Regions from separate parts of the Mus musculus genome. Here region 2 is linked to region 1. The links are chromatin contacts, found by Hi-C or POLR2A ChIA-PET in ENCODE. All regions are on one chromosome and are shown on one strand. The core of a region is the stretch at or near the end of the contact, and the rest is flanking DNA. Distances in the headings are between cores, read along the strand shown.

Region 1 (2,700 bases), core at 57-2,556:
AAAAGATGGCCTAGTCGGCCATCACTGGAAAGAGAGGCCCATTGGACACGCAGACTTTGTGTGCCCCGGTACAGGGGAACGCCAGGGCCAAAGGGGGGGAGTGGGTGGGTAGGGGAGTGGGGGTGGGTGGGTAAGGGGGACTTTTGGTATAGCATTGGAAATGTAAATGAGCTAAATACCTAATAAAAAATGGAAAAAAAAAAAAAAAAAAAAAAAAAAAGAAAATCAACTGCTCATTCTTCAGCTGAATTGGTTTAAGAGTTAAGAGAGCTCGCTGCTGTTGCGGAAGGGCCAGGGTTTGGTTCTTAGCGCCACATGGTGGCTCACAACAGTTTGTAAATCCCAGTTCCAAGGGGATCTAAAACCCTCTTCTAACATATGTAGGCTCAAGTGTGGTGCATAGATACGAACAGGCAAAACACCCATACACACACATAGAAAACATAAGATATTAAAAGAAAGTATTTGAGGCGACCCCGAGGTAAATAGTGAAGCCAGTTGGGCTGTGTCAAAAACACAGGCAGCAAAGCTGTAACTCATACACTTAAGAGGAGGCGGAGGGATAGGGATGCAAGAGCTCTCAAGGCCAGTCTCAGCTAATTAGCAAGTCAGAGGCCAACCTGGGCTACACCGTCTCGAACCCACCAACGCACCCCTCCAAAAACACAAAAACAATCTAACAAAAACTATACGACACTTAAAATAGCAACTAGACAGTTTGCATTTGTTGCTAAGTGAAGCATTAACACAAACAAAACCCGTTATTCTGGCGAGCTACAAACTGCCGCTTGGCGGTTAAGCATGAATGTGGGGCTGTTAGGGGAAAGGCAGCATAAACTCACTCAAAAACTACCCCTCAACAACGAAAAAAAGAGAGAATTTTATGTTGCCATTTCTTGTAAGAGGTCAAGAGAAGGGCCAGTTTGGGGCCTCACACACTTAATAAAGACAATGTCACCATGGGAGCAACTTTTCAGTCCAAACTCGGATAAGAAGCTCGCTGCGGGTTTTCTTCGCTGTCGGAGCAAATCCGCCGCGCTAAGTGATCGCCCACAGCAAACTCCAGCGAGCGCGGGCTGGCCCGGCTCTGAGGTCCCCGTGCTGGAAACCATGTCCGCCTCAGTCCCCTAATCCCCACCAGGCCACTGACCGACTTGACAGCGGCTTCCTGCTCGTCCACCGCCAGCGCCCATGAGTCGGTGGCCATGGTCCCGACGCGAGCCGACCTGCAGAGATGCTCCGCGCCCCGCCAACACCAGCGCCGAACGCAAGCCCGCGCCAAGTGCCACTCACACGGAGCGGAAAAAGACCCGCGCGGAGTTGACGTCAGTTCCTGCCCCGCGCGTCCGTCTTCCACCCACGCTCCGCCCCCAGGAAGATAAGCATGCGGAGCTTAGCACTTTAAGGTCCTGAGTCGCTTATTTCTTAATTTGAGGCCAGCCTGATCTACTGAGAGAGTTCCAGGACGGCCAGGGCCACACAGAGAAACCCTGTCTCGAAATGCTAAAAAGAGGAGGAAAAAAAAAAAAAATTCCATCTCGCTAGGTGCGATCTAATTGAGTTAACGTCCTAGAGCTCTGCAGAGTTACTTAGTACTCGCCCAATCGCTTCATTTCATAACCAAAATACTTACCCATTTTTTGGTTTTGAAACTAGGTATCTTGTTTTAAAACAAGGCTACCTTGAACTCGGTTTCCTCCTTAATAATCTCCAACACCTAGATTACAAGGGATCGAACGCTCTCTCTCGAGATGGCTCAGCGGTTAAGAGCACTGACTGTTCTTCCGAAGGTCCTGAGTTCAAATCCCAGCAACCACAAGGTGGCTTACAACCAACCGTAATGACATCTGACACCCTCTACTGGTGTGTCTGAAGACAGCTACAGTGTAGTTACATATAAATAATAAATATTTTTTAAAAAAATAGAACGCTCTCTAGTGGCCTTTGCAGTCGCAGACACACATGCATATACATACAACTAAGAATGAAATGATCTGAGCATAGGTGGCACAGGCCTTTAATCTCAGAATTTGGGAGGCAGAGGCCACTAGAGCAAATTCCAGAACAACTAGGGCTACACAGAGGAAACCCTGTCTCAAAAAACAATTAAAAACAAACAAAACAGAGTTACATCCTATGTGTGTGGATATGTATTTAGTTTTGTTTTTTTTTTTTTGTTTTTTTTTTTGAGTCAAGAATTTCATGTATCCCGTGGCTTTTTTTTTTTTTTTTCTGCCTCCCAAATACTGGGATAAGAGAAGTACTTTCCCTCTGTTGGGATACATTTTAAGTCATGATAGTTGTGTAAAGCTGTTTGAATGACTTAGGCACTTCACAAAAAGGATGCTCTTAAAATAGTGCAAAATTTTAATGGAATGGTAGTGAACACTTTTAACTCCAGTACTTGGGAGGTGTAGGAGGAAGATTGAGAGTGCAAGGCCAGTCTCTGCTACAGGAGACCTAGTCTCAAAATGCATATATTTTGAGTCTAACTGCCCATTGTCCTCTTGAAATTGCACTACCAAGCATACCTATTCTAGTACCAAGAACATGGCTATTTCTTCATGTATCTGCTGGGACATACTTCTTAGAGAAGACATAGTGTCTGACAACAATTAAGAAGTTCAAGTTTTGACTTGTCTTAGGTTTGCAAGATATTTAGGTTTGGTTTGGTTTGGTTTGGTTTGGTTTGTGAAGACA
Region 2 (2,700 bases), core at 107-2,606, 97 kb after region 1:
ATCCTCTGTACCTATTTGAATCCAGCCTAGACTGAGACTTTGCCTATAAAAACATACACATAAATAAATAAATAAATAAATAAAACAAATAGACTTTTTTTTGGTTGTTTTTGTTTTGTTTTTTTGAGACAGGGTTTCTCTGTGTGGCCCTGGCTGTCCTGGAACTCACTCTGTAGAATAGGCTGGCCTCGAACTCAGAAATCCATCTTCCTTTGCCTTTCAAGTGCTGGGTTTAATGGCGTGTGCCACCACTGCCCAGCTACAAATAAACTTAAATAAAACAAATAAACTAAAAAAAAAAAAAAAAAAAAGGAACCGGGTAGAGTTGAGTCTTACTGTCAGTTCTCATCTGGGCAGTCTTGGAGAAATTCATGGCTAGTGAGTTGGGTATAAACTAAGCAAGCTGGGGAATGAATGACATCATGAAAAGGAGATTCTTGAAGCCTTCTTGTTCCTAGTCAGAGCGCTCAAGACAGCACCAAGGTACACAGCCTAGCAATAATGTTCAAGACTAGCTCATAAGACAAGATAGGCTAAACTAAAGCACACCATTTCGCTTGCTGCTTGTGCGAAGGATGATTGGATGGTGTGCGCCAGGCGCGGGGTGAAGGTGTTGAGAAGCTGCACCTGAGTAAGGTTAGGTCCTCAAGATATCTGAGGGCCACGTCTACACCAGTGTAGAGACACATATATTTAATCTAGTAACGAGTGCTGTGAAAGAAACTAGGGGATGTGGCTGAGAGTTGGGGGCGGGGGTGGGGGGATGGAAGGCAGAAGATGTTTCTGAGGCTCCAGTGAACAATGCTTTCCCTCTGGGCAGCCGCAAGGAGTAAGATGGGAAATAAGGTCAGCTGATTCGGCCTCCAAGGTGCGGCCAGGCCCACAGTACAACTTCTGCCCAAGCCAAGCACTGAAAGGCCTTAAGCGACGTGCAGGGACGGACAACGGTGACCACGGGCAGAGAGATGTGGTTCTGGGCTGCGGACCCCTCGCGCAGGATCGGAGCTCAGGCCTGGCGGCAGACGATCACCCGAACTGCCCACACACCGAGGCCGGCGGGAGACCCGGAGCGGGGACGGAGGACGTTGGCAGGTCCCCGCACACTCGTCGTCAACCAGGCGGAGGCGGAGGCGGAGGCGGAGGTGGCGCGGGAGGGGCGGGGCCTGGCGAGACCCAAACAAGCGCACGTGCGGGCCGGTCCGCCGCGGTGACGTCACGGCGCGTCGGCGCGCGCGCCCGCCTTACCCTTGCCGCGGGCCGTAAAGCGCGGAAGGTCGCAGGCCCCCCGCGGTCCCGGAACTCTGCGCTCCGCGTCCCGCCCCGTCCCCATGCCCTGGCCCCCTTTCCGGCCGGCGCAGACCCTCTTCAGCGGCTGGGCTGCCCTTCACTTCCGCCGGGCGTTGCTGAGCGCGCTGCCCGCGAGTCGCGGGCCCGTGAGGTAGGAAGCCGGCTAGGACCCGCGGGTCCGGGCGGCCTTCTGGTCCCGCGAACTCTTGCGCCCCGCACGCCCCTGGCGTCCGAGCTTTGGGCTCCGGCTCCCGGCCGTCCCTCCGGGTCTCTGAGGCGGTGCCACCGGTCGGGCGCCGGGATTGAGCCAGTGGAGCTGCGCGGGCCTCGGGGAGCCGCGCCCGCCGTCCCGGGACTGCGCGCCGGCTCTCCCAGGGCGGCGGACCGGGCCTCGGGGCGGGCTGCGGCTCGGGCGGGCGCGCGCGCACTGCTGTCACGGCCAGAGGTGGCCCCGCGTCTCTGCAGGTGGAATGGTTTCCCACCTTGTAATGTGCGGCTCGGCTGTGCTTCACCGACTCCTGTCAGAGACCTAGTCAGGGCCGTGGGGTTTCCAGTGGGTGACTTGGGGTGACAGTTGTGTGTGATCCCGAGGTGCGAGTCCACGGTCTCCAAGCCTACTTCGAACATTTATGCAATCTTGATTTGTAGGGATGATGATGTGGTAGAGGGTCTAGTTATAAAGACGTCCTTTAAGGATCCTCTTTTTTTTTTTTTTTTTTTTTTTTTTGGTTTTTCGAGACAGGGTTTCTCTGTATAGCCCTGGCTGTCCTGGAACTCACTGTGTAGACCAAGCTGGCCTCGAACTCAGAAATCCACCTGCCTCTGCCTCCCAAGTGCTGGGATTAAAGGCGTGCGCCACCACGTCCGGCCCAAGGGTCCTCTTTTTGGCGTCAGGGACGTGTATAATTTTTCTTAAATTCTCTCAGCCAACGGTGCATTTGTTGAAAATTACAGCATCCTGAACTTGCATGATCAAACTGTTCAGAGGGTCATTCTGTTGCTTGTAAACTTGCCCTGGTGATTCCTCCGAGTTATGTGTGGGAGATGCGTCAATGTACATTCAGCCTTCATTCTTTGTGACCTGTGGCTCATGCTGTTACCAGAGGAAGCATTCAGGAGTTGTTAGAACTGTCCCTGTGACTGCCTTTTAAAGACAGAGTCTTGCTCTGTGGCCCCAGCTCACCTGGAACCTGGGCATTTCTCCTGTTTCAGTATCCAGTGTGGTGGGAATTTCAGGTGTGAGCACTGCTCCAGGATTGAGCTTGTTGGTGTAGGATCCGAGCACAATCAGTCTGGGTCTTAAGGCTGTTTAGAAGTTACTCTTACTAGTAGAGATACCGTTAATTTTCACGAATTTCAAGAAAATGCAAAACTTCCTGACCTTTCCTTTGAATGAGTTTGCAGTCTTCAGTG

What was found. Hi-C counts contacts between places; a loop is a spot of excess contacts on that map. ChIA-PET counts read pairs that join two places held with the same protein, here RNA polymerase II (POLR2A).
Region 2: a map of left cerebral cortex shows a loop between it and region 1 (2.8-fold over the local background). The contact joins the promoter of Pdpr here to the promoter of Ddx19a in region 1. A Hi-C loop is called at or near these places in 1 of 37 maps with a recorded cell type or tissue (left cerebral cortex). POLR2A ChIA-PET finds 5 or more read pairs at or near these places in 1 of 5 experiments (Patski).

Annotation. Positions count from the first base shown.
Region 1 is chr8:110,996,517-110,999,216 of GRCm38, forward strand. Ddx19a (DEAD box helicase 19a) reads right to left here and starts at 1,307. Exons shown (of 12, transcript NM_007916.2): 1 at 1,151-1,307. The coding sequence starts at 1,207.
Region 2 is chr8:111,093,389-111,096,088 of GRCm38, forward strand. It overlaps Pdpr (pyruvate dehydrogenase phosphatase regulatory subunit), which reads left to right and starts at 1,357. Exons shown (of 18, transcript NM_198308.1): 1 at 1,357-1,438.